Regions from separate parts of the Homo sapiens genome. Here region 2 is linked to region 1. Evidence: read pairs that join two places in POLR2A ChIA-PET (ENCODE). Cell type or tissue: CD4-positive, alpha-beta T cell. All regions are shown on one strand. Links, peaks and the distances in the headings refer to the core of each region. The heading gives the core; the rest is flanking DNA. Region 1 has its middle 13 kb from the start of LACAT1. Region 2 overlaps SEC14L1 (SEC14 like lipid binding 1).

Region 1 (2,908 bases), core at 248-2,747:
CTCCTGCAGGTCCGGAGGGCTCATGAGGCGAGTAAGAGGGAAAGCTGAGATTAAGTGAGATTCTAGGCTGGGCGTGGTGGCTCACACCTGTAATCCCAGAACTTTGGGAGGCCGAGGTGGGCAGATCACCTGAGGTCAGGAGTTCGAGACCAGCCTGGCCAACATGGTGGAACCCCATCTCTACAAAAAATACAAAAATTAGCCGGGCGTGGCGGCGCACGCCTGTAGTCCCAGCTACTCAGGCGGCTGAGGCAGGAGAATTGCTTGAACCCAGGAGGCAGAGGTTGCAGTGAGCTGAGATCATGCCACTGCACTCCAGCCTGGGCAACAAGAGCAAAACTCCATCTCAGAAAAAAAAAAAAAAAAGGATGAGATTCTAGATGGAAGCTAAAGGATGAGATTCTAGATGGAAGCTGGAGGATGAGATTCTAGATGGAAGCTAAAGGATGAGATTCTAGATGGGAGCTAGAGGGAAGCTAAAGGATGAGATTCTAGATGGGAGCTAGATGGGAGCTTGCCTCAGGCTTTTCTGTTGATGTTTCTCAGGGATCCTCTCTTCCCCTGGAGCAAAAGGCACAGATGAAGTGTCAGGGAGGACGCCAGTCCCATATCTTCTTCTCACCCTGGAGTGGCAGTTTCCTCACAGAAAGCCCATCCTGGCTCCTCCCCCTGCAAGGAGGGATGTGGAGGGACAGAGGAGCAGCAGGCAAGGCCAGCAGGAGGTGACATAGGCAGGGAGGACCAGGCCAAGGTTGGGAGGAGTCTACATTTGGCGCTGGGGTTGGACACCTGGCTGACCTCTAGTGTGTGGCCTTGCGGTGGCTGATGGATGCCCCTCCACCCCCATCCCACAGTGCCTATGTTCCCCAAAGGGTGTCCCGTGGAACTGGCAAGGTGCCTTGTGATGAAAAGGTTCTGGGGTCAATACATTTGGGAAATGCTGCATGCTGTAGCCCTTATGGACACCCACAGCCCCCACGAGCCTCCTACAGGCTCTGAGAAGTCCAGCAATGAAGAGAAGCCTGTGAAGGTTTGTTTCACGTTCAACTGTTGCCACTTTGTGACCTCAGAGCCCTCTTTTCTGTGTGACATTGACACCTATGCACATGACGGAGGGCACCCTGCAGCAGGCAGGCGCAACGCAAGGGGCGCGGCTGCACCAGGCTCCCCCCGTGGAGTGATTCGCTAAAGAAGGTGGGAAGTGGGGGTGTCTCTAGCATCTGTGGTCCCCAAGTTAATGAGGAGGAGCCATGCCCTGCTCAGGCTGCTGGTGAGGGAGGGAAGTGCCTTCTCTGAGGATGCGCTTGTGATGAATCCAGGAAGGGGGCGCTCTTCGGGGGAGCCCAGCAGCTGTCAGAAGCCTGGTGTGGAGGACCAGGAGCGCCTGAACCTCAGGGCTTGAGGCTGCGCCCTGGCTCGCCTGGTCTGGGGGGAAGCTCAGGCCTCTGTGGGCCTCAGTTACTGACAGACCCAGAACCCTGCCTCGTGGGGAGGGAATCAGTGTGTGTGAGCTGCGTGATCTCAGACTCTGCATCATATATTCTATAGAATGCAGGCGTACATGGAAACCGCACATCAGGAGCGGATGGCGAAAGACTGCTTGAAAATTGGCTGCAGACCAAACCACCTAAATCCAGAAACAAACCGAAACTTGCTTTAGGTCCTAATAACAGTGAGTTTACTTGTAAAAGCTTTCATTAATTTAAGATAAAACAAAAGACCCTTTAAAGTATAATAACACTGGTTGGGCACAGTGGCTCACGCCTGTAATCGCAGCACTTTGGAAGGCCGAGGCAGGTGGATCATCTGAGGTCAGGAGTTCGAGACCACCCTGACCAACATGTTGAAACCCCGTCTCTTTTTTTTTTTTTTTTTTTTTTTTGAGATGGAGTTTTTGCTCTGTTGCCCATGCTGGAGTGCGATGGCACAATCTCGGCTCACTGTAACCTCCACCTCCCGGGTTCAAGTGATCCTTCTGCCTCAGCCTCCTAAGTAGCTGAGATTACAGGTGCCCACCACCACGCCCAGCTAATTTTGTTTTTGTTTTTGTTTTGAGAGACGCTCACTGTGTCGCCCAGGCTAGAGTGCAAAGGTGCGATCTTGGCTTATTGCAACCTCTGCCTCCTGGGTTCAAGCGATTCTCCTGCCTCAGCCTCCTGAGTAGCTGGAATTACAGGCACGTGCCACCAGGCCTGGCTAATTTTTGTATTTTTAGTAGAGACGGGGTTTCACCATGTTGGTCAGGCTGGTCTCGAACTCCTGACCTCGCAATCCACACGACTTGGCCTCCCAAAGTGCTGGGATTACAGGCATGAGCTACTGCACCCGGCTAATTTTTGTATTTTTAGTAGGGATGAGGTTTCACCATGTTGGCCAGGCTGGTCTCAACCTCTTGACCTCAAGTGATCCACCCGCCTTGGCCTCCCAAAGTGCTAGGATTACAGGCGTGAGCCACCATGCCTGGCCTGAAACCCCCTCTCTACTAAAAATACAAAATTAGCCAGGTGTGGTGGTGCATGCCTGTAATCCCAGCTACTTGGGAGACTGAGGCAGGAGAATTACTTGAACCCGATATATATAGTGTATGTATATAATAACACTGAGATAGGCACAGTGGCTCATGCCTGTAATCCCAGCACTTTGGGAGGCCAAAGTGGGAGGATGGCTTGAGCCCAGAAGTTTCAGACCAGCCTGGGCAATAGAGTGAGACACCATCTCTACAGAAAATTTGCAAATTACCCAGATGTGGTGGTGGGCACCTATAGTCCCAGCTATTCATGAGGCTGAGGCCGGAGGATCACTTAAGCCCAGGAGGTTGAGGCTGAAGTGAGCTATAATCATACTGCTGTACTCCAGCCTGGGAGACACAGCAAGACCCTGTCTAAAAAAATAAATAAATAAAATAATA
Region 2 (2,908 bases), core at 211-2,710, 88 kb before region 1:
GAAGACCTTGTTAAACCAGTTTTAGCTATGGTTAGTTGCATGTATGTTAGTTTCAGCAAGGAGAGAGGGAATAGTGTTTGTCTTTAACTAGAACAATCTGAAACTGACCCCCTCTTAAAACATTATATCTAATGCTAGATCTGAATAGTAGTCTTGCTTTAGCCAAATGTAGACATGCTAGTGTTTTAGCAGATGATTATTTTTCTTTTGAGCATAATTTTTTGTTTTTATTCTTGTTTTGTGCTTATAGCAGTGGTTCAAAACTTAGAAGCTGTAATCCTCTGCTGGATACTGTGAAATAACTGACATATACCTAGTTCTTTTGTATGGACCAGGAACAATTTTGACAGGACACATGGCTGTCCTATGAAGAGTATAAAATCATAGCCACTGTCATTGGGGGACAGAGTTGGGGGTGTCACAGAGCTGTCAAATTAGGTTTGGTGGGTAATGCCCTAGTTCTTTGCTAAGATTTGCTTGCCTGCCCCTTTGTACTCGTGGCTTTTTCCCTTTCTTCCCCTCCCCCCCCCCTTTTTTTTTTGAGTGCAGTGTTCATGCACTAGCACTTGTTTCTAGGACCCAAAGGTTTAGGGAAATTTATGGCAGAAAATCTTAAAGCGGATGGAGCTGTATTTAGTAGCAGCTTCTCTTGCTCTTGAGGAGGAGACCGTCGTCAGTAATTTTGGTTCATAGCACTCCCATCCCACCTGCCACTCAGAGCTGCAAGAACACGGCCTTCCAGAATAGAGTCAAACACAGTGTGGGTGTCACTAACTTGAGTTATTTTAAGAGGTCAGGAAACAAACCTACTACTGTGTGTTTTTTGACATTATTTTAAAATATAATGTGGATAAATCAGATGAGTGACCTCTCTGTGGAATTAAAACTTTTTACGTGTGAAGTTTTTAATTTTGTGGGTAATTTTTTCAAGGTCCTTTAGAATTGTGTCACTGTTGCCTGCTAATAAAGTCATGTGAAGGTCTCTGTTAAAGCAGTGGTCCCCAGCCTTTTTGGCACCAGTGACTGGTTTTGTGGAAGACAGTTGTTCCACGGATTGTGGGGTGAAGGGGGATGGTTTCGGGACGAAACTCTTCCACCTCAGATCATCAGGCATTGGATTCTCTTACGGAGCATGCAGCTTACAGAGCGTGCAGCCTCAATCCCTTGTGTGTGCAGTTCACAATAGGGCTCTCACTCCTGTGAGAGTCTGATGCTGCCACTGATGTGACAGGAGGTGGAGCTCAGGCAGTAATGCTGGCACGCCGGCAGCGTGGCCACGTTCTCAGCAGCGCACGGACCGGTAGGAGCTGGGGACTCTCTGTGTGTTAAACGAAGGTAGTCCAGGTGAAGTTCAGCATAGGCTGGAGGGTGGAACACACAGATGGTCGCTGGATGTAGTGACCTTTCCTTGTCACAGGCTTAACACCCCAGGTGGCACGGATACCTTGAAGAGCCATGCTGTTTCCTAAGAGAAAACGTGGAATTTGGAAGAGATTTTGAAGTTTCTTTCTCCTGTCCTCTAGCAAGAATATATATCATGTCTGGAACTCTTGGAGCAAAGGAGTGGGTGTACGAATGGAAGAAGCTCCGATGGGTTGATGCAGAATATCTCACAGCCCTCCCGGTGTTGGCCCATTCCCTGTCTGTTGTGTGGTATGATGTGTGTTGAAATGGCTCCTTGATCAAAAGTAAACATAGCTGCTTTATACCATTGCGTGGTAAACTGTGAAGGCAGGCATTGAGAGAGGGGTGGTAAAAAGAACCTATTCCTGGTCAAAAATGCTAAAATACTTGGAAGTGCAAATGTTTTGGTGCGTGGCATGTGAGCAACATGTTTACTGTCTGTTCTTTCAGCTATAATTAATGCCTTCCACGATACTCATCATAATCATACCTTAATGAGAAGGCCCTAGAAAAGAAACCCAACCTTTTTTGTTGGGTTACTTCGCATCTATCATGATACTTTTTCCTTTGATTTTATAGCACTTTAGGATGAACTTACTTTTCCGTGCTAAATGTTAGCTTTGGAGAAAGTGTATCATCAGAACCATGGAGTTTGAGGTCTTCTAAGATGAAGTTCATAATTTAAGCTTTATATGTGTTTGATCTCAGAAATGTCTTGGATTATGTCAAATTTTTACTTTTTTTCTTTTTTTTTGAGATGGAGTCTCACTCTGTCGCCCAGGCTGGAGTGCAGTGGCGCGATCTCGGCTCACTGCAAGCTCCACCTCCCAGGTTCATGCCATTCTCCTGCCTCAGCTTCCCGAGTAGCTGGGACTACAGGCGCCCGCCACCACGCCCGGCTAATTTTTTTTTGTATTTTTAGTAGAGACGGGGTTTCACTGTGTTAGCCGGGATGGTCTTGATCTCTTGACCTTGTGACCCGCCCGCCTCAGCCTCCCAAAGTGCTGGGATTACAGGCATGAGCCGCCGCGCCTGGCCTACGTATTTGTTTTTAGGTTTTTATTTTGTTTTGTTTTGTTTTGTTTTATTTTGATGTTATGTTTTGTTTTGTTATGTTATGTTATGTTATGTTATGTTATGTTATGTTATGTTATGTTATGTTACTTTATGATGTTATTTTTTTGAGAGGGATTCTCACACAGTCACCCAGGCTGGAGTGCAGTGGCGTGATCTTGGTTCACTGCAACCCCTGCCTCCTGGTTTCAAGCGATTCTCCTGCCTCAACCTCTCGAGTAGCTGGGACTACAGGCACCTGCCACCATGCCCAGCTGATTTTTCTGTTTTTAGTAGAGACGTTGGCCAGGCTGGTCTCTTAACTCCTGACCTCAGGTGATCTGCCCGCCTTGGCCTCCCAAAGTGCTGGGATTATAGGAGTGAGCCACTGCACCCGGCTTGTTTTTAATTTTAGTATTGTCATTGTATTTTCTTGTTTTTGTTTGAGATA

The links. ChIA-PET counts read pairs that join two places held together with the same protein. Peaks named below come from ENCODE experiments on the same cell type or tissue, not always from the same donor. Only the 100,000 strongest peaks of a DNase experiment are listed, where the experiment ranks them.
Region 2: POLR2A ChIA-PET joins it to region 1 with 5 read pairs; 5 of 35 experiments call an interaction of 5 or more read pairs at or near these places.

The regions. Positions count from the first base shown.
Region 1 is chr17:77,265,685-77,268,592 of GRCh38, forward strand. No RefSeq gene overlaps it. Among named protein-coding and RNA genes, the nearest start is that of LACAT1, 13 kb to the left of the region's middle. RefSeq lists enhancers at 297-798, 799-1,298. In CD4-positive, alpha-beta T cell, for the core only: no CTCF peak of the experiment used is centred there; a DNase peak (open chromatin) is centred at 1,327.
Region 2 is chr17:77,177,535-77,180,442 of GRCh38, forward strand. The region is part of intron 3 of SEC14L1 (SEC14 like lipid binding 1); the gene reads left to right. Among named protein-coding and RNA genes, the nearest start is that of SEC14L1, 38 kb to the left of the region's middle. In CD4-positive, alpha-beta T cell, for the core only: no CTCF peak of the experiment used is centred there; no DNase peak of the experiment used is centred there.